Regions from separate parts of the Mus musculus genome. Here region 2 is linked to region 1. A link is a loop called in an ENCODE intact Hi-C map of the cell type or tissue named here. Cell type or tissue: gastrocnemius. All regions are shown on one strand. Links, peaks and the distances in the headings refer to the core of each region. The heading gives the core; the rest is flanking DNA. Region 1 overlaps Med13l (mediator complex subunit 13-like). Region 2 overlaps Med13l (mediator complex subunit 13-like).

Region 1 (15,736 bases), core at 4,965-12,964:
TTAAAATAATTATTTGGTATGCTTATAATTTTACTACTTATTGAAGATGAAAGCAAATTTCCATACTAATGAGGTGGGTGTACTTATTTTTTTTCTTTTTTTACACAAAGAATTAAATCTTGGCACCATTTGAAGTGCAGGAGGTAGAGCTGATACATTTTTATTTTATAGTTGTCGATGCTGAGAATGCCACTTTGCATAAATATGTGGTACAGAATGGCAGAAGTATATTTAGGACCATTTCATAAATTGTTGGGAATTCTATCCTTAATCCCAAGCCAGCATTTGATTGAGCCATTCTTTATGAAACTGACATTAGCGGGGCTGGACAGATGGCGCAGCTGTGAACAGTGAATGCTGCTCTCACTGAGGGCTGGGGTTCCATTCCCAGCACCCATCAGGCAGCTACTGACCTCTCACCCCAGCTCAGCGTCCGGGGCCTCTGACTTGCTCAGTCACTGAGGAGGGCACCTGCACTCACTTGCTCATACCCACACCAACATACACACATAGTTAGAGATCAGACCAACCAAAACAAAAGAAACTCAAGGACTCAAACAGCAAGTTTTAAAGTCAAACACTGTAATTGAGTAAAACAGGGAGTGTCTTAGTTAGGATTTCTACTACTGTGGAGAGCCACTATGATAACTCTTAGGAAGGAAGACATGTAATTGGGGCTGGCTTATAGGTCATGCTGGGAAGCATCCAGGCAGACTTGGTGCTGGAGAAGGAGTTTTACTTTGGGTTCAGCAGGCAGGCAGGCAGGCAGGCAGGCAGCAGGAAGAGATAGAGACAGTGGACCTGGCTTGCTTGAGCATTTGAAACCTCAGAGCTCACCCCCAGTGACTTTCTTCTTCCCACAATGCCAAACATCCTAAGATGCCACTCCAAAGTATTTAAACCTGTGTGTCTATGGAGGCCATGCCTATACAAACTACCAGCCAGAGACAGCTGATTTAAGCATGCTGATGTTACTGAAAGTATTTGTTTCACTCATCATGTGTCTATGAGAGGAAGCTTTGTGCACGCAGCAGTAGCTGAGCGGAGGTGGTATAGGCAGTGTTGGGTGTGTGTGATGGTGTGTGAGTTATATTGCCAAACTACATTCAGAACCAAGGCTGTGCTCAAGTCCTGAGATACAATGTGGTCAGAGTGCCTGAAAGACCTTGGGTTCATACCATGTTGATTTAAAATTATTTTTTTGAAGACTGCTTGTTTAGAAACCCTTTACTGTTGATAATTTTTTCTCTCCCTTATGTGAGGTCATGTCCCACAATAAGAAGTTGTCTTACCTGAGTGTCCCTCATCTTGGCCCTGTTGTCTGAAACCTCGGGGTCCTCAGTCAGAGTGGACATATGACCAGCAACAGCTTCCTGAGGGGTCTTTACTGGGTCCGTCTGACCCGCCACAGTCACTTGGTACAAGCTTGGCCTGTAGTTGTCATTGGGTGTGGGCCTTCCTTGGCTTCCCACAGGCTCCTAGCCTCTCTCCCTCGTGGCTCACACTCTGCATGCAGACCTGGAGAAAGGAGGCTCCTCACACACGAGGAGTTGAGTGGTTGGGCTTGCTCCTCCTGCTCTGCATTCGGGAGTTCTGTGCTGCCGTCTGCTTTGCCTGAGGCTCTCCAGATCTGACATGAGACTCTGGGAGTCACCGCACTTTGCCCTCTTGCTCATGTGATGTCTTCTTTCATGGAGGCTGGAGGGTCTTGTCTTGTAGTGTGCCACAGTGGAGTGGGGCCTTTTGTGGGGCCCATCTCATTAGTTCTTTTAGGTATCCAGAGAGGTCTGTCCATGTAGTGTTTCACAGGGTTTTTTAGAGAGAAGTTTCCATGAATTATTACATTAGGTAATTCTTCATTGTTTTCTTTTTCTTAGAGTTTTTATTCCATAGTGTTACCTAAGGCACACTGGGCAAGTGCTCTGCAGCGAGCTGCAGCTTCAGGTCTGTGCTGCAACCAGGGGGCTGCAGCCCGGCTCTAGGAGTCTGTGCTTAGCTTTAAGTTTCTTGGTTCATCTTCCCATTTAATTCCCACCTTCCCTACCTGCCCAGTTTTTACTTTGTCAGCCTTGTGTGTGTTTGAGTCCCTGAACTTCATCTTCCATGTATTTCACTGAGTTTTCTTTTAATTCTACTTTCTTTGAGCCTTCTGTTCCCTTTCAGTTTTAAATGGTTACATGTTCTGTAAGGTTTCCTATATTTATTTATATGTAAGAGTCATTTGCCTGTATATGCAATATGTGCTTGTCAGGTGCCTGCAGAATTTAGAAGAGGGAGGGTATCAAGATCCCCTGGAACTGGAGGTAGGGATGGATGTGAGCACTCTACTCTGCTGGTGCTGGGAACTGAACCCTGGTCCTGTGCAAGAGCAGCCAGCACTCATAACCACTCAGCCAGCTCTGCAGTTTCTGAGAGAATCAGTGATGGATGCTCCAGATGTTTTCTTCTCACTTAGGTTTTTCCTCTAAACTTTGTATTAGTTTTTGTGTCTGGACCTGGTTTTCCTCAGCTCATCAGAAGCCCTTGGTCATAGAGGCGTTGATGGCAAAGCTGCCAGTAGTTTCCAGTGTATGAGTGTTGTCTGTTACAGTGCCTGCACACATGGGAGCAGGCTGTTTTTGTTTGGAGAACTTGAGTTAGTATTTTGGGGCCATTCTCTGTAGCATGTAAGATTCCAGACTGCTTTGGGATTTTTTTTTTCTAGACTGGCTATCAGCTGTCTGGTACTTCAGGGTTGACTGGGAAGGTGGCCCCTGGCTATCACCTTATCCTTGTGTACATAGAGGTTTACCCTCCATAGCATAGCCTCTGCCTCCTCCATTGCTCTTGCCCCCTCCGTAGCATAGCCTCTGCCTCCTCCATTGCTCTTGCCCCCTCCGTAGCATAGCCTCTGCCTCCTCCATGGCCTCTGTCTTTGGAGAAGTTTCTTCTGTTCTTTGCTGGGATACAGTGGGAGGATGTCTCAATCTCTCAGGCCTGGTCAACAGGCTTCAACCTATTTTCTTACCATGTCTCTCTCCTCTTCTCAACCCCTCAAAGAGGAGGTGCTGGTGTCCACAGCTCCTAAGGCTGAAGAGCACTTTTGCCAGTGGCTTGCATCCCACCTTTTCTGTCTCTGGGGTTGGTTACTCAGGGCCACATCTTTCCTTCTGAGTACCAGCAGCACGGGTTTTGAAAAGCAGATGCTCTTTTTTGTCTTGACTGCTGTTGTGTCTATAGTTCAGGGAGAGAATAGCCCAAAGAAACAAGTTTCTTCACTGATGCTTAGTGTGGTTTAAGAGCAGAAGCAAAAGTAAGTGTGTGTGTGTGTGTGTGTGTGTGTGTGTGTGTGTGTGTTTACCCTGCCGTTCTTACCTGGAGCCGATTAGTTACATTGTAACAAAAGCTTTCCATTACATGCAACATTTGTTTTTCTTTCCTAACTTTGATCTGTGAGGTGATTTAATGTGTTTACTGTATTTTCCTAATCTGCTAGAGTAGTAATTCTGTCACAGTAGGGAGAGGGCAAAGGCACACTTGAGATTTTCTAGGGCACTTATGTTGGCAGTAAGAGATGCATGTCGTCCGCCTCCCATGGCCTTGCGCATGCTAAGCGAATGCTGGACCACAGAGTTCTTTCCTCCACTTCAGCCCAGTAGTAGGTTTCTTAAGTCTGAGTATCTTCTGGAAATGTTGTCACTGATGGTTCTGAGCTGTCTGATAAGGGTTTGTGTAATTTACCAGTTGCCTTTGCCAGTGAGATGTAATTAGTTTGGGGCAGGAGGTGAGCTCATTTCTGGCATGTAGGTCAGCCGTAGCACTTTATAGCTCCTAAAGCTGAGGCCCCCGGCTGGAGTGGGCCTCCTGACCTCATGGAGGCCTCATGGAGCTGTCGAGAGCAGCTCCACACCGATGCTTCTTATCTCCTGCACTGTCCAGCTGTGGTGGCAGACCTCAGTTTGTTCTTACCAACAACACATCTGTAGGTTCATTGTGCTGTCGCACCAGTGAATCGAGTTTTAACTCTGGGGCTATGTTGCAGATATATGATGTTGGCTGTGAAATATCTAGTGTGAAAAGCAAGAGCTCTTTGAACGCTGTGCACCTAAGGACTAAGACTACATCAATACAGAGGCTCCACATCACACGTAGGGTGTTGGTTGGGAAGGCGTTGCTCTTGGGTCTGTTTGAATCTATTCAGCATCCTTGCCAGCTGACTGCAGTGGCCTTCTCTTCTTGTCAGCTGTTCCATCTGCTCAGCTCCTCTTTCAGAAAACCTTCACTTCCCCTGTTAAACAGCCCTTCCCCCCATCCCCTCTTTCTGTTAGGGTAGGTAGTTTCTTTTCAAAAAAATACATATCCTCCAAGAAGTATACTGTCCTCCAGTGATCGTGTGTACGTGCCTGAGGCAGTAAGGATCGGAGTCTCTGGATTATTGAGATGGTGCAACCACTCTTATGAATTGTTTTTATTGCCCCAGGAAGACCACAGAAAGAGCCATGAACATTCTTAGATTAGAGAGCATGGCCGTACACTCGCATCATTGCTAAGTTGAGCCCATGGTGCTTTCGTTGTCTGATTCTCTAATCCTCCAGGGCTAATTTTTAACATTAGCCCCATGAAGGAGCATGGCAGAGTGGAAAGAATTTATGTTTCAGATTCATTTGTGGCTTCAATGTAGCTATGTTTGGGACCTGTCGCTTGTCAGGTTTATGATTCGGGATGACTTATTTAACTGTGAGGAATCTGAACTTCTTGAGCTACGTGGCTGGAAGGTCTGAGGCAGGGGGAAGAATTCAAGGGCCCAGTGGAGTCAGGCTCTCAGTGCCAAGTGCTGGAGCTGCTCACATGGGAGGACCACCTTTGCTCCTTGAAGAGTAAACTCTACCTTTTTGGTTTTATATTTTAGAACTAACCTGAAATTATGCATTTGTTTATTCTTTTAACATAAATATAGCTCTAGGATAATTTGAATATCAAAATGCTTAAAGGTTTGTTCCAAAAACAAAAAAACAAAAACAAAGACTTGGAGAGTAAGGGATTGAACCTGTGGCCAGCCACCCATGCTCAGAGAGCTTTCTGCCCCTGCACTATTCCCAGGTCTCTGCTCGGCAGGTCTGGGCCTTTAGGCGACCTGCATCTCTAGGGCTGCACTTGTGCCACTAGGTTCAGGGCTGGTTCAAGACTTTGAAAAGAAAAGCTCGAGTGTTAGAGTTAGGCATTTGTCAGAAATGGGGGAAACAGGGCCAGTGAGATGGCTCAGCAGGTGAAAGGGCTTTCTGATGAGGTGAGAACCTAGGTCAATCCCTTGTACCCACATAGTAGAGAGAGCTGACTCCCACCCTGAGCACTTCTATACAGTAAATAAATGAAAGACTAAAAAAATAAAGAGGGGTTGGAGAGTTTTAGTGTCTCAGTAATCAGGAGCCCGTGTTGACTTTAGACCCAGGCTTGCTTGGTTTCATTTCTGAGGTTTCTTGCAAGGCCTGTTCCATTGCTCTGGGGCTGAGAGGAGGTGAGCAAAGACCGTTGCTCCACACTCATAGGAGATAGCAGCTGTGCTGGGACAGGGTGCTGGGTCTTCAGCTTTGCCCTTACTAGACACTGAGCCAAGATTGAAACCCCCACCTCACTTCCCCCACCCCCCCCATGTTGGCTTTATCATAGTCATCTGTTAGGTGTCAAGGCTTACCGAGGTAGACTTTTATAATACTTAATTTTAGCTTTAAAGTAAGGGAACCGAATGTTTTGAAATAATTGGAAGTTTCCCAGTTCCTTTGGTTGACTAGTTAGCCTGTGGCAGGCAGTGCTGTGTGGAGTTTACAGCACACTGTTGCATGGACAGCTTTGTGAAGAGCACAGCAGGTGACAGTGGCTTCCCTCTGCCACTGAGAGCAGGCACAGGAAGTTAGCGCAGAAGCTGGGGCTAGAGAGCAGTTTGGAGTCATCCAGATATTTTCCTGCCCAGCTGCGAGGGTGGGCACTACAGGTGAACGTGCTCCAGTGAGTCTCCGTGTGTCTCCGTGCATTGCTTTCCTGGGGACAGACTCAGCCAGGGTGCAGGTCTCTACTGTGCCCTTGTTTTCTACACTTACAGCATGGTCCCTGTCATAGTGATTTGTCCTGTGTCTTTGGCGCCCGTGCTCCCCTCCCCTCCCCCGCCCAGGGTTCTTGGGCGTAGGACAGTGTTCTTGCTTAAGTGATGAGTGTTCTCTGTATCTTCTCCAAATCGAACTACTCTGTTTTTACTTTATCTCCTTTGACACTTAGAAAATAATGCTAGGCTTTCTGATTAAAGCACAGAGATATTACTTTTATTAGAAGAAACATGGGGGCTTGAACAGAAAACTAGACAAGAGTGTAGGCATGGCAGTGAGAAGAGGGGAGCGCCAAGGAATCACTTCCTCAGCCAGGGAGAGCTCAGAGAGCTGGCCAGCTGTCCTCCTGTCAGGATTGTTTGCCTTGCCTCGCCTCAGATCCCCAGGCAGCATAGAAACGCAGGATTTGCATGCACCTAGGATGGTCTTTAAGATTACATTTGCCTGATGCAATGTAGATGCTATGTAAATACTGGGGATACCTTGTTGCTTAAGGAAAATATGCCAGGCATGGTATCCTGCACCTTTAGTCCCAGTACTTAGGAGGCAAGTGCAGCTTGCTTAATTGGAGCCCAGCTTGGCTTACACAGTAAGTTCAAGGCCAGCTAGGGCTACATAGTGAGACTCTGTCTTAAATACACGCACATACGTATGCTGTGTGTCAGCTGTTTAAGCACTTGGAGTTAGTCCCGGTTGGGTTGCAGATGGTTACTTTTCTGCCCTGTGGTGCTTCTGTTTTAAAGAATTTGTCCATAAGAATGACTGGCTTTGTGGGAGAGGAAATGAAGGGATGGGGGCACGTGGGCTGTTCGATACAGGACTGTGGTGAGTCAGCTTTGCTCTGGTCCAGTACATGGTCCCAGTTTGTAGCTACTAAGTAAGGAGCCCCGCTCTCTTTGTGATGTTCTGTCCAGTTCATCCAACCTAAGCTTCAGGAAATTCGAAAGTAGAAGTGTGTGAACTGCGCACAGAACACACGGCCTCTGCTTGCTTGTTTAAAGTTCCGTGCTAAGGAGGCAGGGCTCTGTGTAATGTGCCTTGGCTGCTGCCGGCTGCTGTGTTAGCAGCTACTTCCTGAGGAGCCTTTTAGCATGCTGTGCTGCCCTGGTGAAAACTCCCACCTCCTGAACTGGCTGCTGAGGTTGGGGCACAGGGTGAGGGAGTGGGAATTCCTCAGAATGTCTTCTACAAGGGGTCCAGATGTTTCAGATGGTGGATTTTCAGATTCAGGGCTGTTGACATATGTTTCTCTGGCTTGCTATCCCTAATGTGAAGTGAGCTCAAGTGCTTCCAAGTGTGGATTTAGAAGCAGTGTGAATTTCACGTTTTTGTGTTAGGAACAATCAACTTGGACTTTTGTTGTTGAGATGGTCCCTCTACATAGCCCTAGATGTCCTGAAACTTGGTTTATAGACTAGGCTGGCCTCAAACCCACAGAAGATCCACTGTTCCTGCCTCCTGAGTGCTGGGGTTTAAGGTGTGGGCCACTGTGCCTCAACAGTTATTTTAAAATCTTACTTGTTTTATTTATTTATAAAAGTATTTAAAAGTTTTTTTAGTATGTACAAGAGTTTTACTTGCATGTATGTGTGTTAACCAGGTCTGTCCTGTGCCCATAGACATGAAGAAGAAGGCACTGGCTTCTGGGGTCAGAGTTAAGAGGGGTTGTGAGCCACTGTGTGATGCTGGGAATCCAACTGTGGTCCCCTCCAAGAGCGCTGGTGCTCTTAGCTGCTGACTGATCAATCTCTTTGCCCTTATTTGGTTTTAAAATAAGTGTAATTTGTGAACTGAACAGCAAGTAATAATTGAAGATAATATTTAAAAATATGGGTACCTAATAAATGGTCAGGAGAATAAAAGTTTTTCAGCAGCACATAATGATTGCGAGCTTGTTTCATTTTGGTATTTAATATGATGTTTGTCCCGACAGCCTTCTGATGTGTGCTCTTCCTTTGAAGAGACCTTGTGGTGTGAAGTTTAATACAAATGCCTATTTTATCAGCTTTCCCTTCCTATAGGAATTTGCTTTTAGTGGTCTGTAAGTAAAAGGAAAAATCAAAACTATTGCAAATTTTTTGTCGTTTTCCAGGCTGAACTCACAGGAATCAAATGGCGTAGGTACAATTTTGGAGGGCACGGGGACTGTGGACCCATAATTTCAGCCCCAGCCCAAGATGATCCAATCCTGTTAAGTTTCATCCGCTGTCTGCAAGCCAACCTGCTGTGTGTATGGCGTCGTGATGTCAAGCCAGATTGCAAAGAGCTCTGGATATTCTGGTGGGGAGATGAACCCAACCTAGTGGGAGTAATACATCATGAACTGCAGGGTAAGGATTTTGTTTTTCTTTAAAAAATATTTGCATATGTTTTTTGAACAATTGTAAATTTTGGAATTTATATTTAGGAGTTGCTTAAAACAGATCCCAAGCAGGCAGTGGACAGTGTGTTTGTCAGAAGAATAGCCTCACTCCCCCACCTCCGCCCCCCACATTTCTCTTTCCTTAAACTCTCTTGTTCTTCCTTAGTCATGCTGAAAATTAGAACCTTGTAAGATCACCTTAAGTCCATTCTTTTATCATTTACAGACAGAGTCAACATATAGCCTTAAACTTGAAGCACTCCTTCTGGCTCAGCCTCTTGCCAACTGGGGTACAGGGGTTCACCACCCTGTCCTTCTGGCCTCTGAAATCATTACTGTTAGAGTACTGTGTACCCAGTGGGCAGTGTCTGGGAGGAGACAAGGCTCTGACCCTGCTTTTTTGTTTTGTTTTTGTTTTTGTTTTGTGTTTTGGCTTTTTCGAGACAGGGTTTCTCTATATATCCCTGGCTGTCCTGTAACTCACTTTGTAGACCAGGCTGGCCTTGAACTCAGAAATCCGCCTGTCTCTGCCTCCCGAGTGCTGGGATTAAAGGTGTACGCCACCACCGCCTGGCACCCCTGTTTTTAAATTAATAGTGAGTTGTGAGTAACTAGTAAGACAGCTATGTGAACAGCTCAACTCTTTGTTGGCAAATTGAAAATGCAGAAATCTAATGCATCTTTTACTGGACAAATCTTAAATTAACCTTGGATACTGTTTTCGGGAAAGATAAGTTTCTTTAAAGTATCTCAGTTTATTTCTCTTACTGATTCCAGAAATACTAACTTTTAATTAACTAAATTTTGACTTCAGTTTGCATCTGACACCTGGAAACTTTGAATTAATGCAAAAATATTTGTTAGTCTAAACTATTTTTTATGTTTACCATACATTTACAGTAGCAGAAAATATTATTAGTAGTTTCCATTCCTCTCGCCAAGTTTCTCATTCATGTCCTACAGAATTCTCTAAGTCAGGAGCTGTTCCAGGCTGTTCTGTGGTTTGGAGGCAGGCCTTCCCACGCTGCTGTGCTGCCCGAGGACTCCCTGAGTCTGAGCTGTGTGGAGCTGTGTGACAGGCTGTGCGCCTTGCTTGGCTAGCCCATGTCTCCGTGGGGAGTGCTGGCCCTTCTCTGGGGAGTGCTGGCCCTTCTCGCCTGGCTTTAGAACTTAATCCGCTCTAGTTAGTTTGTGGTTGAAATGTTGCAGGCATTGCTGAGATGTGTCGTTAGTTTATGTTCTTATTATTTATTACGGGAAGACATAAAGCAAACTCCGGTGTATTCTTGTGGGTCTGCTTTAAAGGTTCTAAATTTGCCTAAAGGATTTCCTGCCAAATTCTTGAAACTTGTTGGCAGCCCTGTTTGTTTGGTTTTGTTTTGTTTTTTTTCTCCTGTTGGTGGTGTATCTTGCCACAGCAGCTAGGGGGCAGTATAGCACAGTGGACTAATTGAGCTACCTCTGGGCTGCAAACCTCTTCCCTGATGCTCTAGTGTATGTTCACTCTATCTAGGGGAGGTTGCTTTCTAGTGCGCTCATCCGCAGACTCAGAATTTATGTCCATGTCCAAACCTCGTGTAATTAGTAGGTGATGTAGATGCAGCTAGAGCTTCACACCACCTACGGTTTGGGTTTTCAGAGTCTCTAAGAGAGCTTCTAGCTGGTAGGTTATATTTGTGTTTGTTTGAATGTAAAACTGTTGCATTCTTTTAGTTTTTTCATGTGTGGATTTTTAAACATTTTTCTCCTTTAGTTTCTCATCTTAAAAAAATATTTTAAACTATCACTGATTGATGGGAGGTCATGTGCACCATGGCATACCTGTGGAGACATCCTAAGGCTTAGGCCCACGAAACTCAGTAACAAGCACCTTTACCTGCTGAGCCATTAGGCCCAGGAAACTTAGTAACAAGCACCTTTACCTGCTGAGCCATTAGGCTCAGGTAACTTAGTGACAAGCACCTTTACCTGCTGAGCCACCTCCCAGCTCTTCCTTGTTACTTTTGGTTCTGTTTCTCCTTCCTGATGTCTTCAGTTCATTTCGTAACAAGTTAGAAAACACATGGCCTGGCTTGATAGCAAAGTGAGTGCTGTTGTGTGAGACCAGCTTGTTGCAGCACTATTAAAACTCGTGTAAGCATGGACTGCTCTTCCCGAGCTGCTTCATGTCACACACGTAGGTCATTAATGTGAGAATATACTGGCAAGAGTTAAGCAAAGATTGACTTATTTAAAAAAATTTTTTTTTGTTTTGTTTTAAGTTATAGAAATGCTATTTATTTATTTATTTTACAATCAAAGTCTCACTTTGTAGGTCTGGCTGACCTGGAACTTGCTCTGTAGATCAAGCTGGCTTCATACTCATAGGAATCCGCCTGCCTCTGCCTCCCGAGTGCAGGGGTTAAAGGTGTGGGCCACTTTCAGCAGACACACTACATTTTAATTATACTGGCCAGCAGGATGACCACTGAAAGAGGTGGAGGACACTGCTCTTTGAGCATGGGCCTGAGCCAAAGGTGTCAGCTGACAGTTGTGTTTGCCCCGGGGAATGGTGTCTTCTTTATGCTCTTTTCCTTTGAGAACTGTAAGTGCCTCCTCTTGCTGAGCAGCCGTGGCCTCCTGAGTGTCTCCTCTTCTCTGTGTGCTGAGCGTTGGGAAAGTTAGAGCCTGTCACACAGGTTGTCCACTTCTGCATGTAAAAGTGGCTGAAAGTAAAGTCTGTGACTCAAGCATTAGGAGATATTTGACATCTAATTAGAAAAGTGAGTGGCATAGTGAGGTGTAGAGTAGTAGGGAAAGCCTTGGGGTGGAGGAGGAACCGAGTTCCTATTGGTTGCAGTAGAATTGAGAGTGTAACACGCCCTTTCCCGGTCAGCCTATTTAAGAGTTACTTTATTTCGGGCAATATAAATGTTAGCAGAGTCCCGCCAGCAGGCATGAGTGTTAGGCTCGGGCAGGCAACACTGTTACGGCATTACCAGGGGTACTGAAGTACTTACTGTTCATGCTTCTTGGTTCTGTTTTGCACCTTGTCATGATGTGACTTAGTAGCATATGGCTGGCAGACCACAGTAAACACCAAGCTGCTGCCTCGGTACATGGTATGTGTGCACGTTAGTAAAGCAGCCTCCATGGAATGACAGTGCTCACTCCTTCAGGACACAGTGTTGGATCCATAGCCGTGTACTTGGAATGCTTGAAGTATCTGGAGCCCTGTGAGGGAAGGTCACAGTGAGGCCAGAGAAGGTGGTGGGCATTGTGAGCTCCAGAGGCGTGGCTTTGGATCTGGCATAGTGATATCTCCATAGTTAATGACCAGCTGGGAGCCTCTGCTCAGTCTGTTTAACCTGTCACTGTCTGAGTTTCCTCACTATGAATTGGATTACGAGGCCAAAGTTAATAAGGACCTGAGCTGGCACGCACAGCAGTCACTCTGGAACTGCAATGTAGCTGTCGGCCATTGCTACTGCACTGACCACCGTGAGCTCGCAGATGAGAATTACATTTTGGCATTTTTCTAAGCAATTGATTCTGTTCTGGGTAGCAGGTAGTGCCAAATATTAATGCCCACTTTCAAGCTGAAATAATTATTTTCTAGTTTTAATGTTTGGGTGGGGACTGGGGAATAATACAAATGCACAGCAGCAAAGGGAACACGCTCATGGAAATGTATCTGCACTTCCCATACATTCCCTCTCTCTGTGTGCATGTGCTACTGAGGACATGTGTGCATGTGTGTACATGTGGGTGTGTGTGTGCTACTGTGAACATGTATGCATGTGTGTACATGTTGTGGGGATATATGTGCTATTGTGGACATGTGTGCATGTGTGTACATGTGGGTGTGTGTGTGCTACTGTGGTCAAGCAGTAGAGATTGGAGGACAACTGCTGGAAGTTCTCTCCTCCCTCCACAGATTCTGTCTGGGTCTTGGATGCAGGTCTGCAGGCTTGTGTGGCAAGGGCTTTTACCTGTTGAGCCATCTTGCTGGTCCCTTCTCTACGTTTCATAGCAAACCCAAATTGTTGCAGGAGGAAGACAGTTGTTTTAGCTTGTTGTATGTATACTCTTAAATAGAACTGAGACTGCTGCCGCGTGTCAAAGCAGGGAACCTCGTGAGTGTGTGTGGCTGTATAGGTGCTTCTATTTGTGAGTTCACTTAGAGGGATTTATAGTCTAAGGGGTATATGAGAGGCGCATGTACAGACCACTGCTAAGAATATATGAGAGGGTAGACCAGGATGGCTGGAGCCTCACAGGGATTAAAGATGGGTGTCACTACAGCCGGCCTAAAACATTGGTATCACATTTCTATTTTCCTATATTTTGTTTTGAATTAGTTTGCCAAAGCTATAAAGTAGTATTGTATGATGACTGTGTGAACATGCATGCTTACTTAAATATTTGACTTAATGAGTTACACATACTGAAGAGATGTGACATTTATTAACACTTGAATGAGTAACAAAGTCTTATTGTAAAATTATGGAAAGATATCTACTCAGATTCTTTCATATGAAGAATAGAAAGAGAATCAGTGAACTAGAATTATTAACCTACACATGCTTGAAATTGTGAGAGCAAGCTGAAGTCTTAACTTTCTACTGTAAATAACATCAGTGTGTTACCGCAGGCAACTTACTGAACCATGTAATTAGGTTTTTTTAAAAGAAAAATGAGACATTTATACCAAGATTGTAGTGAGGTAGAATGTGAAGGGAGGGCTTGTGTTCCACTGATATGAAAATTAAGCAATTGGCAAAATTATAAAGATTATTGCTTTAGACAAAAGTCAAATAAAGTTTTGATCTGGGGGTTGTTATTGGGAAGCAGAGATATCATGGTCTAATGTTTTTTGTTTTTCCCAACATGAAAACTCTGTATACAGTGAGCCCAAGTAAATATCTTTTAAAAATTATTTCTATTATTTTAATTATGTTGTGTGCGTGTGTTTGTCTGTGTGTGAATTTGTGCACGTGAGTGTGGGCACCTGAGGAGCTCAGCGCCATTGGGTCTCTTAGAGCTGGAGCTGTAGGTGTGGAGCTGCTCTGGGGGCCTCTGTAAGAGCAGCGAGCACTAGTCTCTGCTGAGCCTCCTCTATAGCCTGCGAAATCTCTTTTCACCAAGTGTTAGTTATCTTTGGAGCAGAGATGTCAATTGACAGTAGGTAAACTATATTTCATGCATGAATGGGATTAATTTGGCGAGGAGCATGCTGTGTGTGGTGTGGCCATTGATTGCATGTCAGTTTTGAGTAGTGCCGTGCTCGGTTATCTCTCCTGCCCTCTGGTTTCTTTTTCTTTCAAAAGCTTGTCTTTGCATAGCAAACTTTTTAAGATTTAGTTGGGGTTGTTATTCATTAAAAGGATAAAATTGTAGCCCTTATTCAGGGAGGCCAATTTAAGTGTATGGCTAGAAAATCAGGAGACTTCATAAATGTTGCTAGAGCTAAAGGCCTAATTCAAGAAGTAATTGCATAGTTGAATATTGGCTTTGAAAGGTTTTAGAGACATAGGTATATGTAGAGAACTGGTGTTGGCTTTATTAACACTTTTTTTTTTTTTTTTTGCTGCCAAATGACATTGTGTTCTCACTGCTTTTCTCTATAAGAAAGGGCATGTATCCCTGACATAAACTGGGGTTTCTAGAAGGAGCTAGATTTTTGTGGGTGAGCTAGGTCTGCACGCAGGATCCCCTCAGTTTTGTCATGGTCTGTCTTTGCATTGCCTGACCCAGCTGCAAACCAAAGTGCAGGAGGAGTCTCCGCCTTTGTCACTTCTCTGATAGCATTAGAGGTTAGCCTCGCAACACCCACTTAGTCTAGACCGATCCCAGAACCTAGCAGATTCCACGGTGACAACAGGATGGAAGGTAAATGAAATGCTTTTGGGTCAATAAAAACTTGATACAAATGCTTGATAACTGTTATGGTCTGACAGTCTAAAGTGGCTTGCTGCAGTGCTAGGCTCTGGCTGTGGTCGTTGGAGAAGGCCTCTCCGTTTCTATTTACCCATCCATTCCTTGTCATGCTGGAAAGCACGAGGCTTGCGTGAGGTAGCAGGTAGTGCTTAGGCTGCCTTGAGTTGTTCTCTGGTCTCTGTGCTGAAAGTAGGGAGACTAACATGGTTTGTGGATCACTATGCTGAGGTTAGTAATAGAGAAATGCTTATAGCACAGTTTCCACTTGATTTTGTTTTATGCCTCTCTAGTTGGAAATGAGGACTTAATCTACTTGGCTATGAGTAGAATTAGCAGCTAAGGTTTCTACAACTGGTCTCAAGTATGGGAACCATAAGGGACACACAGATACGCAGGACACATCGACAAGCTCCCGTAGTGCAATCTCTGGCACTCACTGTAGACTCTTTTCTGACTGAGCTGATGCCCCAATGCTACCTGAAGAGATTGCCTTGGATCCACTACAGCTGTCAGTGTTCAGTGATTTGCTTTAGACTTTCCCACAAGTTCTGGGCCACATACCCTCTTACAAACTCAGTGTTGGCGAATGCATCGTCTGTGTGATTGGGTCTTGTTTTGACCCTGGCAGTGAGTTCAACCAACGCACATTACCCTTGAGGCCCATCTAGGGCTGAGCTAAAGGCCTTCTGTGCTGCCCACATGACGATGCAGCTGTCTGAGCTGTTAAGGTAGTGGGACTGAGTGGGAAGGCTGCTAGGGCCTGTGGTGACAGAGCACCTTCCAGTCTAGAGTTGATCACACAGCACAACTGACTTGACTGAAAAAGGAATACAAGGGATTAAGACAAGTATTCTTGTGTGCGTGCTGTAGAAAAGGCAAAGATTAGAGCCCCAGCTGCCGGCCAGTAGCCTCTTTCTTGTACATGCAGAATATCTCATTTTTGGAAGTTACTTTTACTTCTCAATTTTCTGGGCTTGGGGAGGAGGCAAGATGCCTTTCTGAGTTAAATATGAAAGGCTTTTGTTTGCCTGGCAGGCTTCCTGACATAGCAGTGTCCTGGAGGGACTAATCTACAAGTGCCTGTCTGAGAATTGAGGCGTGAACCTCGGAAAGGGGCCGTCTTAACACTAAGATGACTTTCTTTTTCACAGTTGATCTTGAACTTGTTTAAATGCGAGCTATTTTGGTGTTTGCTATTCATAAGGAAGTATGCTATTCACATGGAGATATATTTAGCCTAAAGCAGACAAATTCAGATATTCTGTGCTGAGTTTCAGGTACTGTATTTTTAGCTTGTTTTAGAAAGTAGCCTGGTAGATGTTTATAATGAAAAGCAGGCCTGCAGTGGCATCCTTGGACAGCAGCATGTCTGTGTGAG
Region 2 (15,736 bases), core at 4,781-12,780, 110 kb after region 1:
TTAGAGAGCCATGGAAACAAGCGCAGCACCTCACTGACAGCAGCCCCTGAGCCATGGGTAGGTTTGTGGGAGTGCTCCAGAACTCCTTAGAGGGTTGTGTGCAGCCTGAGCTGCCACTACAGAGTGGAACTCTACAGAGTGGTGGTATGGGGTGGAGGGGGCTGAGCTCCTTGGGGATGCTCTCTTTCGGAAGATGCTGGGGCCCTGTATCCTTCCCTTCCTGCCTTCCATGCTGTGGATGCACCTGAGCACTGCGTTTCCACCTGCTGCTCTGGACCACTGCGATGGCCAGTCTTAAGCATCAACTAGACAGCATCCGGAATCAATTAAAACCCTGGCCACTGGGCATGCCTGTGTGGGATTTTCTTGCTCGGATCATTTGAGGTGAAGAGGCACCGTCTGGTGGCAGCCCACATAAAAGGACTTGGAAGAAGGAGGCTTTTGCTCCCTGCCTGCTTGCCCTCACCCTTGCTGGTGAGTTGGTCCCTCTTGCTGAGGCATTCCCTCCCTGGTGTTAGAACCTGCTTCTTCGGGAGTCCCATAGAGATGGAAGAGCAGCAGCCCCAGGAGTCCTCCTGGACGCCCATCATGGGGCTGAGACAGCTGAGACATCCAGTCTCCTCAAGGGAACAACTCTTGGGTTCTTGGTCGTTCTGTTGGTAGACATCCATTGTTAGGCCACAGTCTGTAAGCCATTCTGAAAAAAAGTTGTGCTCTCTCTATTTTATTCTACCAGTTCTGTTCCCTTAGAGAACCCAGACCAATACAACCACCACAGCCCCTAAAGCACTGAGCCAAGCAGCTGCCTAGCGCCCTGGAGACTCTTCCCAGTCACTTCCTCCTTCCAGGCTGCTGGATTTCAGGTGACACAGAGGTGTCTCACAGGGTCCACAAATGGAGAGGCAGGGGAAGAAGGACCGTCACAGAGTGCTACCTGGGTTCTGTTTTGGATACGCCTTGTTTTCTTGCACACAGTGAAGCAAGGGTTTGGATCCCAAAGTGTGGAACTCCAGGCACACAGTAGCAGGTAACAGAAAGATAGAAGGCAGCTACACTGAGTTTGCACGTAAGGCCATGTACAACATACTTGAGTGACTCTCAGTAGCAATCCTTTCTTGAATTATTTGCTTTAGCTCCCCCAAATGCAGTGCGTTGTAGCACTCTGTTTGTGTTGGGCTGGTATAGAAGGGCAGGACGGGAGCTTCCTGTGGTGGATGGTGGTAGGCTGCATGACACATTCCAGCATTGTTCTGCTGGGATGGCAGGGCTGCTGTGAGGTACGGCCCGCCTTGCTGCTGGAGCTGGGAACTGAGTCTTGTTCTTCTCTTGCTCTGTGACCTGGGCAAGTGTTTGCCTTGCCAAGCTTATGTGAACCTAGAATACAAAGTTTGACTCAGCTTGGAAGAGAGGAAATGCTTGCTGGAGACAGTGTAGGAGAACCATCCAGCCTCAGGAATGAGATGTGTCCATTTCACTAGACCTCTGAGGCAGTGCGGCTCAGTGCTCTGCTCTGAGAAGTTGTGCTCTGTCTAACAGAGCTGAGGTTGGCTCCTCACACACCTACCGTGTGAGAGTAAGCAGGCTTTCTTTTTCTCTCTCTGTCCTTGAGTTCCTCTCCCCCGCCCCTTGCTTTGCTACATTAAATGCCCCTTTAAGGTACCGTGAATCAGGCACAGCTGTTAAAGGCACACAGCAGGGTGTCAACAGAGGGAGCACCTCTGTTGTGCTGTGACTGTCACCCTGGCTGCTGCTGCCTCCAGGCACGCGCTCCATCCTATCTTTGCTTGTTGCCTCAGAATTAGAATTCCAAAAATCCCTCAGGCCCAGTTTTATTCTGGCTCCTCCATAAAGCTCGATCCTCGTACTTATTAGAAGTCTCAGTTTGTCTCTGACACATCTCTATCTTGTGTGCTTATCTCTAGCCATGTTTTATATGTGCCACGGACTATAAAGTCCTTGAAGATGGAATTTTGTTTAACTCCTGTTTCCAAGAACCTAGAAGTCACCTGGTAAAACAGAAAATTTGCCTTGGAGCAACTAAGTGTGGTTTGTAGTTTGACTGCCTTAGGGCGTACACAGTGCACATCTGCCCTGATGCTCTCAGAGTGTAGGACACACAGCTGCCCTGATGCTCACACAGTGTAGAACACACAAAGTTTTAATTGCTTTCATTGCAAAAGGCAGGCTAGAGGATTGGACTAAATAATATAGAAATTATGTGATAGATTCAAGATTGATGCTTTTTCTTTGGCTAAGAAAAAATTTAGACAATTTTTTAAAAATCTTGTAATCATTTAAATTTCAAGCCATTTGGTTGTGGGAAATCCACCCATTTGTGATGGTCTCCACTTAGACACTAACAACAGTGACTTCACACTGAGCCATTCCAAAAGAGGCTATTGCTACTGTCCAGAAGTGGGTGCTTTCAGTGGTGTCCTCTGCTGACCGGCTGCTCTCTGTGCTGTGCGGGAAAGCACGTTAATGACACAGCCCTCCAATCAGCTGCCTTGGTACAAAGTGCCAATCCTGGGTGGAAAACCGAGACTTGCTCTTGGTGTCCCAGCAAAGGACAACCTGGTCATTTCTGTTCTGCTGATGTACAGCTGTCACTGTGGCATGCATGCTTCCTTTGTAGTCAGTAATCACGAGGGGCCGATACTAGGATCGTTACCTTGGGAACAACACAGGAATGCTAGTGTGTCTGCCCTCTATCCTAGGTCCTAAAATAGTGTAAACACACAGATTTTAAGAACATATCACTCGTGGTGGCGGCAGCTGTGTGCAACTTAGGCACTTCCTCGCCTTCCAGCTAACTGCTGTGAGAGATCTCAGATGTGGGCCTTTACTTAAAGAAAAGGCTTTCTGGATATTTTGAAATCTGCTTTCTGATTTATTTATTAATACCTTGTCACTCGAAGAGCTGTCCGTGCTGGCATGAGTTGTACTTCCTGGGCCAGTCTGCTGCTCCAGTCACCCTTACCATCCTTAAATTCTCTCAGAGTTTCCTGCTGCCTCAAGGGTGTTGCTTAGCTTAGGTGGTGGAAGAGTGGAGGCAGGAATTCCATGGGGAGCTAACCTTCCATAGGGAAGGTTTGCTGATGCAGCCTAGTAGAAGGGGTGGTGGAACTACTCCTGAGACACCCTGGGCCTGTTTGAAGACCCTGCAGAATTGGGGGGGGGGGCAGTATTTTTATTTCATTATGCTGATCTGTTTTCTTTAATTTGGGGTTTTAATCACTGACACAGTTTTGTTGCCTATGAAGGGTGTCAAGTTGCTAGTACTGTTTAAATGACAGGCACATTGGGTCAGGAGAGCCTGAGCGCAGAAGCACATGGCAGTCCCTGCTCTCCCAGCGTTGACATACAGTCTGTAAAGGAGCTGCCTTGACAGGTTGACTTTGTAATGCATGTCCCCCTTAAAGAGTTCCTTTTGGGGATGGCCTATGCGGGTACTGGATAGAAACAGGCTTTCCCTCCCTCCTCACTGGATAGGAGGAGGCTTTCCCTCCTCTTTCATTTAAAAGCTTTCAGATACCCGATGCATAGGGGAGTAAACGACACTCTGGGTGTTAGAATCCTGTAGTGGGGCGTGTCCCTTCTGAGTCAGAGCAGTGTATTTAGTCCATGGTAATGTCTTGTACTGCTGCACATATACATTGCTAAAGGGTCTGCATGTTGAAGGCTCGATGGAGGTTGTTGGGTGATGTTAAATTAGTCTCATTAACCCGGACAGTACTTGAATGAAGGACAAAGGCATTGAATGTCCATCCAGACTGTGCCGAGGTGGCCAGTCTTCCTCAGTGTCAGTTTGTGCAGCTATCATACCTGCTTGGCAATGGCTTCCCAGCAGTAGCTTTGTGTAACGTTAAGTGTTCAATGGCTTGATGGACTGGTGTTTCACTAGGTGTTGCAATGATTCCCAAGGCCTTTGTGATTGTTTTATTTAGTTTTGCATATTTTGATTTTTTTTATTAATTATATGTGGGTGTTTTGCCTGCATCTCTGTGCCACCTGCATGCAGTGCCTGCAGAGGCCAGAAGGGGGCACCATATCCTCCAGGACTGGTGTTAACAGCGGGCTGTGGACCACAGTGTGGGTGCTGAGATTCAAGCCTGGGTGCTCAGCAAGATGAGCTCTGATCCTCCGAGCCATCTCTCCAGACCCTGGTTTCTCCATACTTAGTTTGGACTTTTGGGATAGCATTGGAAATGTAAATGAGGAAAATACCTAATAAAAAATATTTAAAAAGAGAAAAAAACATAAAGCAATAATCAATTGTTATTTCTTTTCTCTGAGCGAAGATAAGCCAGTGTGTGTGCTTCCCTTGCCCGGGCTTCCTGAAGGGCTGTGGATACAGCAGTGTGAGGCAGTGTCTCCGTAATGCCTACTCTGCCATTTTGCTTTGTTTTTGTGAATCTGATGCCTTCATACCAAACTGAATGAGAGTATTTGCTCTCACAAGCAATGACATGTATGTTATAGCATATCCTATTATGAAAAGATAAACCTGTATACAAACGGACCTCTGAGCAGTTTAAAATCATTCATTCATTCATTCATTCATTCATTCATTCATTCATTGTGTGTGAACCTGCTTACATGGCACAGCTTATGTGTGGAGGTCAGAGGACAGCTTGCAAGAGTTGTCTCCCACACATAGGTCCCAGCGTAGGTAGGCTTGGCAGCTGTGTTGTCTTTATCCCAGCCATCTCACTGACCCACTGTGGGTGAGTTGTCAGGGACTGCTCCCAGGGCTGCACAGACACTACACATCCCTCTTCTACTACTGAACTGTCTAGTCCAACTTCCAGCAGTGCTGTGCTCTGCAAGACTGCCTCACAGTGAGCTCAGAGCAGTACGTTTCCCTCTTGGGGATTCGCTGTCTGAGGGAGTCCCCGTGCAGGAGCTCCTTATATCTCAGTTAACCCACACAGGGGCTTGTTGGTTTATCCGTTGTCGTGCATTGCACTCCTTAGAGATTTGCGTGGGAGCCTTGTAGTGATGATGTGCAGGGATTCTTCCACACTTGGTCCGTCTAAATCTTACATAGCATTTGACAGCGTCTTCTAAAGGGAGAACCAGGAAGAAGAGAGAATAAACCCATGTTAACCACACACACTTTGTCAGTCACCAGGAAGCCACACGCTGTGTGACTGGAGGTTTGTTATGACGACTTCATATCTAGGATGAGGTCATGGTTCCCATCATGAAATTGGGTTCACTTGTTTGATCTTGTTAGCGGTGTCTGGTTTTATTGAGCTTTGAAACAGGAACCTATTTCCTTGATCCAGTCTTGATCTGGGCGGATTAGTGAGGAGGGCCTGACATGAGGACTCTTCCATGAGTATAGTGTTGACCAGATTCTCCCATTGTCATGCTCCACATGTCCAGAGAAGTAGCCTCTCTGTGACAGCTCATCTTGTCGGCTTTGGATTCGCTTTGCAGTCACTCTCTCTGGTGGGCAGAGCTGATGGGCACTGTGGGCTTTCATGTATAGACTCTTCAGAGAAATTTACTTGCTTAAATTAAAAAACAAAAAGAGCACCACTTACTCATGGACCACTAAAAACAAAGTATTTTAGCTTTGAAATTTCTGACCCTGAATCAGGCATTGGTAACTCAAGATGTAGCCACCACAATATGAAGTCGTCTACTCTCGTTCTGGTGGAGATCCAGGTGCAAAGCAGAAAGCTGCCTCCTTTGTAGCTCCTCACAGGGAGACGCGGCGTTCACAAGAGCATTGTGGTTCTGAGCTCAGTGCAGGACTTGGCAAGTTTATCTAGGCAAAATAGTCTGAAATGTGTGCATCTGTTTTGCATGCAGTGGTAAGGCTCTTCAGACTACCCATGAATATCATGTGGAATTAACCCCACTAAATAGACTTTAGAGTTGTTCAAGTAAAAGGACACAGCCTTATGGCAGAGTGCCAAACACATGCCACTTTGAATCAAATCTCTGCCTTTCTGCGCTCCTCCTCTCCCTGTCTGCATGTCAGCTCATCCTGTCAGGGTGGGATGGGAGAGACGGGTCTACAAACACGAGCATCAAGCCAGGACAATAGTTTTGTTCCTGGATAAGTATTTTACTCAAGGCCAGGATGAATGCTTGCACACATGTATACCTCATGAGAAGACAGGGGAAGGGTGTGCTGTTGGCCCACGTTGAGTTAGCTTGTTTTAATTAAGGAGACAAAGACATAGACATTGTATGCTAACATGGCTTAGTGCATACTCTGGTTTTGTGTGAGACTACTCTGTAATGCATTTCTTCTTCTATTAGCAAATGTGATTAATGTGGCACACAGTGTTAACTGTGCTCTCTCCCCAAAGACATCAGATGGGAGGCAGCATGTAGAAGCTGAATCATTTGGAGAGGCTCGGTGATTGATTTAAACATAAAAGGATTAATTGGTCCCTGAACCAGACTATTAAACCGTACTGTGATCTTGACTGAAAGTGGGAGAATTACAAATGCATTGCATAGAATAAATTAATACATGTCATGGCTTTAACCCTTTCCCTCTGATTGCTTTTTGTGGTTTTATGGACTATACTCTGTTGTGTGCTTGGTGGTGCAGAGGGGACTAGGTGTGGTCCTGATGGAATAGGATATGGGGCGGAGCGAGCATCAGGGTCCAAGGAATCTGGGGCAATGCTCACAGACTGGATTTTCTAGCAACTTCCACCTGTGAAGAGTCTGAGCATCGATGCCAATTGTTACTGAACAGGGATCTAAAGTTCTCAGTCTGTGGGACATTGATAAAGAGGAACTGGGTTAATGGAGCCCTTCTCCCCTGGGCAGCTGCATGGAAGGCTGAGCTCCTGAGGATACATGCTGTAAGAATACCAGAGCCAGAGAAAACTCTTTTTCTCTTGAGCCAGGCGTGTGCTGCTCTCTGAGGAACGGTACTCATTTGTCCTTTGCAGGGAGAGGAAGTGTGTCCACTCACATTGTTTATGTTGAGGTTCTTGTGTGGCCCGCTGTTACAGAGTAGTCTGGGTGGCAGAACAAGTAAGTAGTTGGTTCAGGGGCATTTGTGACCCATGCCGTGTGTGAGTTTTCCAATAACATGACTCCCACATTTCAGAGTGGAGTCTTTTTTTTTTTTTCCCCGAGACTTGCATGCACACATAGGTGTGGGGGATCACTTGCTTGAGGTTTTTTAAGACATTGTGCTGTAGAAATCTCAGTGGTTATCTTTGTCCATTTCTGACTATGGCAGCATCACATCATGTGCAGCTTTAAATGGCATGCCACGTGGCTACTTGTTGAGGTCACCCATTGATCCCCTTTGCTGTGCTTTCAGCTGTTACTGAGTCGGGATAGAGTGGCCTTCTCTCCTGCTCTGAGCAGTTCCTTCCTGATGGCTTGCTCACTGGAGTGATGGAATTTGGGTACTGCCAGTTGCTTGGTAGAAAGCCAGAGAGCCTTTGTGACATCTAGTCTTTAGAAAAGAGCCAACTCGCACCACAGACTTAGTGTTCTCAGCACGGTGAAGGGAGATGACAATCAGGAGGGCATGTCTGAACTCAGTGTAAAGGGGATGGAGGATTCTTTCATTTACTGCTTCATTACTGTTAGCAGAGTTGGTCCGTGCCATTGCTAAGTAGAATAATGATGTTTATTCAGGTGAGTTGACTTCAACATTGTCTATGATTATAAACTTTAATTGCTCTCAATGTTTTTGAATTATTAATCTTAGTAAATTTTACTTAATAGAAAATCTTTAAAGACAGATATCTGAATGGATGAGTCTGACTTGCCTTAAAGTTTAGTAAATTTCAGATGGAGTTGTGCACACAGGGATGGAGAAGTCACCTTCTACAATGACAAGGAAAACGAAAGGGAATCTCACTAGCTTCTTTCTTCTCTCTGCCCATGGCTGGGTGCTGTTGGACCACAAGGAACACAGCTGAGTTCTTCCTCATGCTCTCCCTCCTGAGAAGAGCCCAAGGGAGGGGCTCTCCTTGCTCTACAGGGCTCATGTTTCTCACCTGGCTTCCGATGTGGCTCTGACTTACTGCTGGTGTCCTGCCCTGCCCTCATTCCTGAATTTCATATTTCTGTCTTACTGCCTCTTTCAGATGTGCCTCACCTGGGCTCTGCTCGCCAGTGCTGCCCCCTAGTGGTACTTCCTCTTCCTCGGACTGCTCTGCCTGTCCCTTGTGTCACTGTGCACAGTGCTGTTGAGAAGAGAGCCATGCAGAGGATGGCAGTCCTCAGTTGAAGTCGGCCCCATGCCTTTGTTTACGGTTCACAGGCTGAGTGTGTGCTCTGCTCAGCACACTCCGTAGCCTCTCCTGCCTGCTGCTTTATAAGATGAACACTCTTAAGCATTCTCTTCCCCACACATTCAACGTGGCTCTGGATTCTGGCCTCTGCCCAGTCCGCCTGCCTCCCTCTTTGCTCTCTTGCTGCTGCTCCCTTCGCTCTGAACTCTTGAGCATGTCATCTTGTTTGACTTTGACCGCATAACCCGCCCTCGGCCTCCACTGCACATGTGTGCTGATTTTCTGAATGACTTTACACGGACTCTTTCTTCCTCCTTGGCCTGCAGCTTCTGTGGTCCAGGACCCTGGGTTTTTGGCAGTGTAGGCCCCAGAGCAGTGCCCGTGCGCAGGCACTCAGGCTGCATACTGGTGCGATGAACTAGAGGTTGCCTAAGCTGCAGGAAATCTTTGGTTAGAACTTTAAAAAAACAAAACACTTTGCAGGATAGCACTCTCAAATTTAAATGTTCATAATTGTAAGGATTCTGTCCCCCTTTTGTAGCAACTAGATACTGAGTGTGAGAGTGTGTGTGAGTGTGTATGTGTAAATAAGCACTGCCATTTACTGGAACATAGATTCTTTGTAGGTGCAGTGCGCCCAAGGCATTGCCTGTTTCCTGCTTGTTCCTTTACTTCAGTGCCGATGTCTCCTTTGTCCTGAATAACTGTCTTTCAGGCAGTCCCAACATTCTCATTCATTCTTTCTCTCTGTCTACCTGCCTGTCTGTCTGTTGAATTTTCCCACTCTTTGAAAAGCTTCATGAGGTTTTCATCAGTCACCATTTGGGTGTTGACCATGTTGTAGTGCATAGCCCCCTTTGGCCTTCCGACCTCTGACACTCACGCTGCTCGAGGAATTAGCCATGACATCTACGTTCCGATGGTGCTGTCCACCGAAGGCAGAGGAAGCCATGTGCCTGGCACGGCCGTCTGGCACTGGAAGAGTGTGGAGATAAATGCTTGCTGATGGTAGCACCTTATTAAATGAGGGTCTGCTCCTGTTTTATTTTCCTCTTGCTGGGGAAACTGTGGCCTTCTTTGAGTACTGGTAAGTGAGAGGCCGCAGCAGTGTTGAGTTGGAGGCCCTGCTGTCTGGCAGACACTTGTGGATCTTGGAATGCCTTTAAAGGACTTGCCACACCACATTGAGTGTCAGCTACTCACTCAGAGATCTCAGAAGGTAGAAAGTGCATCCTGGCGTGGTTACTTCCTTTCTCTGCTTTGGAAGTAGTGTATTTAAAGACATAACTAGGACCATTACTTTGAATAGGGACAGAAAGGAATCTCATGATATTGTATTGATTTGTGTATATATTAGTTTCCACTAAGTAAATAATTTAATAGAATAGTCATCAAATGGGAGGGGCACTCTGGCTTCTTTCCCTGCCGTGTTCATGCTTCCTGTTTGTCTCAGAGTGGCTGATCCATGCCCTGAGGAAAGGGGGCGAGGTCATGAGAGCAGAAGGGGCCTGGAGGATGGCAGTGTGGAGAGGTCCCTGTGTGTGTGGGGGGGAAGCTTCCGTGTTGGGTTCCTGTCAGGGTTTCTTTTGTGTGGTCTTGGCTGCGGGGTGGCTTCCTGCTTGCTGCCGTTCACCTGAGCGATGGCAGCATATTGCAGCTCCCATCTGCTTTGGCTTTCTTGGCAGGTCACTTCTGCTGCTTGCTGGGTGCGTAGAGCTAGGCAGATGTCGGAGGCCTGGGCTACATTTCTTTTAAACTGGCAAGAACTCTACTGTGCCTACCACTTAACCTATGAGTGTCAGATCCTGTTATAATGGTTGTGTGTTCTTGAAAACATAAGCAAGCATCTTATGGTTTAAAACATAGGATAAAATAGACCCCCAGCTTCACAATTTAGCAGTGGGTGAGGTGCAGACAGGCAGCTAGACCTGCAGAGTGAGGAACAGTGATGGGAAGTCTTATTAGGTTCTTCGTGATACCGTCTCTTTTCTACATTTTTCTTCTTTTCAGAGTAACCCAAAAATCTTCTGAGAGCCCCCACTTTGTACTTCTTGGGGTAAGGACTAAGCTTGTGCATTTACTTGTTTACTCTTTGAAGCTCTGACTGACCTGGAACTTCCTCTGTAGTCCAGACTGGCCTCAAGTCAGAAAGCTCCACCTTCCTCTCCCTCTGGGTACTGGATTAGAGGCGTGCTTTGGTGACTGCAGGTGATCCACGACAGCTGCCATTTCAACCCGGGTTCTCCCATTGGGGTTAAAGGAGCTGCTAGAGACTGTGGCAACCATCTGGCCGAGTTGTGACCTCAGGGGAAATTTGAATACAGGACTTTGAGAAGCCTTTTCGGATTTGGTGTGCTGATATCTGTTGCAGAACACACAGCATGGAAGAGAGCAGACCTTGTAGCCATTTTGCTGCTTTAAAAACAGTCTTGTATAGCTTTGTCCATCAGGGTTAACCACAAATGCTCACAGCCTTTGGATCAAAGACAACTGAGTTATAAAGCTTCTGTTAAGTGAGGTCCCAGGAGGAACACGAGTCCTTTAAGTCACTAGGACACAGCTCTCGCTTTGACACAGATGTACTATAGTGCCAGTCCAGGAGCCCTGCAGACTCAGAGAACTAATGTGCACCACAGGGACACTTTCATTGCCAGGGAACAGCTTAGCACTAAGGATAGGATGGTAGAAAAAAATCCCTAATTTTGCACATGTGCACATTTTTGTATGCATTCACACACATGTAATGTGTGTGCGTGTGCGTGTGCGTGTGTTAACAAAATCCAGTAAGACCTCACTGCATTAGAAGGATGCACTCGATAACTTTTTTAGTAGAGTGATTCTTCATGGACTCTGATAGTAATTTAATAGTTAAGTACTGCATCATCTCTCATAACAAAAACATTTGCAGTCATGGCCTCTGAGGTGGCTCAGTTTGCGCCCAGGGTCTTGTGGTGATAGACGGCCGGCTCCTACTTGCTCTCCTCCTTTGTGCACCAGGTTTCTGCAGGCACACACACAAATATAACTGACTTTAAAATTGAAGAAAAATAAATACAGATAACAGTATTTTTATTGCTTTGTAATGATGTTAATTCATTACGGGAAAAGATGAGAATTACTAAGACCCTGTGAAGGCTTCTGTAGACTACTGTGCCCAGGTGCTGCCTTCTGAAGAAGCAGAGGCCTGACCAGCAAGCGACACTGTTAGTAAAGTCTGAGCTGCCAGAGGGAAGAGCATTTCTCAGGAAGGAGAGCAGATATCAGAGAGGGCTCATAGACTGAGGCAAGAGGTTTAGTTAATGGCAACTCAGAAAATTCCAGAGTGATAACTTGATTACACAGAAAGCATTTAGGTAAAAATTATCTGCATGCATTCTGCATTGTGAATCTGTTATCAAAACACTTTACACCTTTGAAGAGAATAGGAGCTTATTAATATTCATAGTGCATTCTGAAAGCACATATAATAGCTGTGTTCTGAGAACTCAGCTCAAGATGTAAAAGACCCTTTAAAAATACTGTAGGGGAGTGGGGCTTTCTCCTTTGCAGTTCTGCAAAGCCTTCTCCAGACACCCCTGGTCTAAGGCAGGCCAGTCAACAGCCTTCAAAGGTGCCTTCGTGGTCAAAACCATTTACTCTAATAGGAACCTTTAAAGAAAAACAATCTTTCAAGGTAGAACGCTCTGTTTTGTACCTCGCTGTACTGAAGCAGCCCGATCTGTATTGTGTTGTGCTGTGTTTAAAAGACAGTTTCCTACCAAATAATTGAGGCTGGACTGAAACTCAACCCTTTCCACCCTGTTTACGTATTTTATTTATTGTGTATATTTGTGTGTACAGCTCTGTGGAGGTCAGAGGATAGCTTACAGAAGTTAGTTCTCTCCTTCTACCATGTGGGTTCTGGGATCCAACTCAGGTCCTCAGGCTTGGTGGCAGCCTCCTTCCCTCAGCGAGCTACTTCCCAGCTGTCTGACTTCAGCTCTTCCCTCCTGCCGCAGCCCCAGGTGTCACCCACACATTCTGCCTCTCCGCAGCCTTTTCCATGATGAGTGACATGAACTCAGGGAAAGACCCATATAGTGAGAATTCGGGATTTTTTGTTTCTTTAAAAAACACAGAAATATTGTCAGAATTTTTCATTTTAATTCCAGGTATGGGGATGAGGGGTGGCTTTGCAGCAGCTGGGTATGATTTGCCTCGTGTTCTAGCAGAGGTGTGGTTTTGCCGGCAGCAGATAGTTTTTACAATTGGGTGACGTTTGGAATTTTGGAAAATTTTCAGAGGGTATGTAAATACTAGAGCCCTGAGAAGTGGTTATTGGTTATTCAGGGGATTGGTTGCAGTTTGTTAGTAGTCATGCTCAAAGAAAAAAAGAAATTAGGTTCAGAGATCTCCGCTCCCCCTATCGTTCTTTTTCCCCTTATCTAAGTGATAGGGGGTGAAATGGGGCGGGGGGTGGTAGAATAAGGATGGAAAACCCCACCAGGCAGCAAAGACAGGGTACAGTTCCCACGGCCAGGCCCTGGGAAGGACTAGCCAGGTATTTTTCTCATCATTTGTTAATTGTTACATAGTTCAACAGTGAATTAAACCCAGGTCTGAACACTGAAACTAGAAGCGCATTTGCTAACACAGACCTGTGATCCCAGCTATTATAGAAGCTACAGCAGGAGGACTACAAGTTCCAAAGCCAACTGGGCTGAAGCACTGGGATGCGGTCCCAGAAGAGAGGTGCGTGACATAGCACAGCACTGGGCTCACCTCAGGCTCTTCAAACAAGGAAGGGGTTTGGTTTCAGCCTCTCCTCAAGACCCCACCCTCCTAACCAGTCCCACACCCAGCACATCTATCCTGAAGCTCACTTCCTTCCTAGGGCTCACCCAGTGTGACAGTACTTACCTTACTTAGTCTCACAGCCTGTCTGTCACTCCTTGTGGGGAAGGTCCCCATCACACAGACAGTCCTTACCACGCTATGACTGAATGACCTTGTGTTTTGACCCAGAACTCCAGATGCTTCTTAGTATCTTAGAAAAATGGTAGAAATGTTTAGAAGACAGGCAAAACCTGAAGAGGAAAGTATCACAAGGAAAATGAAATACTCATTCAGTCTCTGCTCCCATCAAGCCGATCTGAGCGCTGCTCATGACAGGGGTTACCCTGACTCAAGAGTCAGTGCGGCGAGTGGCTCAGGACAGAGCCCTCTGGCCAGGCCAGAGAAGCACCGGGGGCCAGATTTGGTCTTTACTTCGATTTAAACATTAAAGATGAGGAATGGACAGGCCAGTTATTCTACCAAAAGAGCAGCAGCGCTAGCCCCAGGTGTGGTACAGCTCTGTACCAGTGCTGAGTGTATAGCCCAGCAGTGAGTGTGCAGACCAGGAGTGAGTGTGCAGACCAGCAGTGAGTGTGCAGCCCAGCAGTGAGTGTGCAGCCCAGCAGTGAGTGTGCAGCCCAGCAGTGAGTCTACAGCCCAGCAGAGAGTGTGCAGCCCAGCAGTGAGTGTGCATCCCTGGAATGAGTGTACAGCCTAGGAGTGAGTGTGCAGCCTAGGAGTGAGTGTGCAGCCTAGGAGTGAGTGTGCAGCCTAGGAGTGAGTGTGCAGCCCAGGAGTGAGTGTGCATCCCTGGAATGAGTGTACAGCCCAGGAGTGAGTGTGCAGCCCAGCAGTGAGAGTGCAGACCAGGAGTGAGTGTGCAGCCCAGCAGTGGGCAGTAGTCCAGCCAGGGGGGGCTGCTGAGCTAGTGAGGCTTTCCTGACTCCACACCCTTCCTATTACACACCTGTACATATGCTATTTAAAATGCTGGTATCGGAGGCTGGAGAGATGGCTCAGTGGTTAAGAGCACTGACTGTTCTTCCAGAGGTCCTGAGTTCAATTCCCAGCAATCACATGGTGGCTCACAACCATCTGTAATGGGATCTGATGCCCTCTTCTGGTGTGTCTGAAGACAGCTACAGTGTACTCATATACATAAAGTAAATAAATAAATCTTTAAAAAAAACCCAACCCACTGTTATCTAGGGACCCACCACAGTCTAAGGAGGGGTTGAGGGCCTCCACTGCCCACAGACCACAGTGCTGTACTTACCTGAATTTCTCTGAAACAAACCAAACCATTTTGACAGCTTCTTTGTAGCTTCCAATAAAAAGATACTTTGAGGGAGTACTCTGAACTGAGCTTAGCAATGGGCCCTCGGCAGCCTCTGAGTCTGGCTGTACCTAGAGGAAGAATTTACTTTTATGAAAACAGTTCAATAAATTGTCTCATCAGTAACATCAAGGTACTTAAAATGGCATTTTATGAACAAACTCCAGGTAATTATTTCAGCATTTCTTGCTTATACTTTTCAGACATTAAACACCTTACTTAGGTGGAAAATACAAAGAACAAACTTCAGGAGGACTGGTTTGTGTGCGTCATTGTTTTTCTTGACTGTGACTTGAAAAATGAAACTCAGGGCCTAAGAGAAACTTAGTGGTCCAGAGTGCTTGCTGTGCAGCCGTGAAGACCTGAGTTGTGATCCCAGCAGCAGCAGCAGCAGCAGCAGCAGCTGCTGTGACTTTACACTCACTCTCGTGTAACACCATGGTATATGTGTTGGGAGGCAGGGTTTTAGAGGGAGTCACTGGCTGAAGGCACAGGGCAGAGTGCCATTAGACAATAGGAGTACACACAGTCATATGTGTGTGTGTGAGAGACAGACAGACAGACAGACAGAGACAGACAGTTAGGAAAGGTTTGTAAAGTAAGAGAACTGAAGCCAGCAGCTCAGTTGATCCCACAGACTTAGAAGCTCCTACACCACTATCCTTCTGTCATCAGCTACCTTCCTGCTTCCATTTTTCTTCCTCTTTCTCTTGTCTTGGGGTTTGTTAGGATACAAACCCTGTGAGGGCCAGAGGTGGCCCCACAGTTAATTTTGCTGCCCTTGTTTGGGTCCACGCACCCACACGGAGGCTTACAAAGCTGTAGCTCCAGCTCCAGGTGCCCAGTGGCCTCTTCTGGCCTCCACAGACTGATGTACATACATGGCGTGTATAGACTCACACGGGCAAACATAAGATAAACAGACGACAGCGCCCAACCTAGAGCATGCATGTAACATCATGTGCACTAGTTGTATTGGTACAGTCCCATGTTTTCACTGTCGATTCACAAATCTCATTACATACACAGTACACCAGATGGCAGGGGTCTAAGTGAACAGCCATGGATTTGAGCTAGCTAATGGGAGCAACATTGATTTCCAAGCCTGGTTGCAGCTGTGCCCTTGCGTAGAATGCCTAAGAACTCAGATAGTTTTCAGCCTGTCCTTTCTGTAAGAGGAGGGAGGGTCTTAGTAGGAAATGGCCTGGATGGTACTAGTGTACCTGCAATGGGCACCGAGCCTGATGCCTGTGTGCATCTTTGGAGACAAGGGGTAAGTGGGTAACATCACACCAGGGAACTGTGACTTGGTTACCTGGTGAGATGACACAAGACACCTTTGTCACTTTGCCAG

The links. Hi-C counts contacts between places; a loop is a spot of excess contacts. Peaks named below come from ENCODE experiments on the same cell type or tissue, not always from the same donor. Only the 100,000 strongest peaks of a DNase experiment are listed, where the experiment ranks them.
Region 2: it touches region 1 in a loop (4-fold over the local background); 18 of 42 quality-filtered maps call a loop at or near these places.

The regions. Positions count from the first base shown.
Region 1 is chr5:118,585,164-118,600,899 of GRCm38, forward strand. Med13l (mediator complex subunit 13-like) reads left to right here. Exons shown (of 31, transcript NM_172424.4): 2 at 8,170-8,407. Among named protein-coding and RNA genes, the nearest start is that of Med13l, 32 kb to the left of the region's middle. In gastrocnemius, for the core only: a CTCF peak has its summit at 9,857; DNase peaks (open chromatin) are centred at 6,074, 6,408, 9,543 and 9,878; H3K4me3 peaks cover 823 bases; H3K27ac peaks cover 2,390 bases.
Region 2 is chr5:118,700,298-118,716,033 of GRCm38, forward strand. The region is part of intron 4 of Med13l (mediator complex subunit 13-like); the gene reads left to right. Among named protein-coding and RNA genes, the nearest start is that of Gm42015, 140 kb to the right of the region's middle. In gastrocnemius, for the core only: a CTCF peak has its summit at 8,128 (motif pointing left); DNase peaks (open chromatin) are centred at 5,937, 8,121, 9,245, 9,843 and 1 more place; H3K27ac peaks cover 823 bases.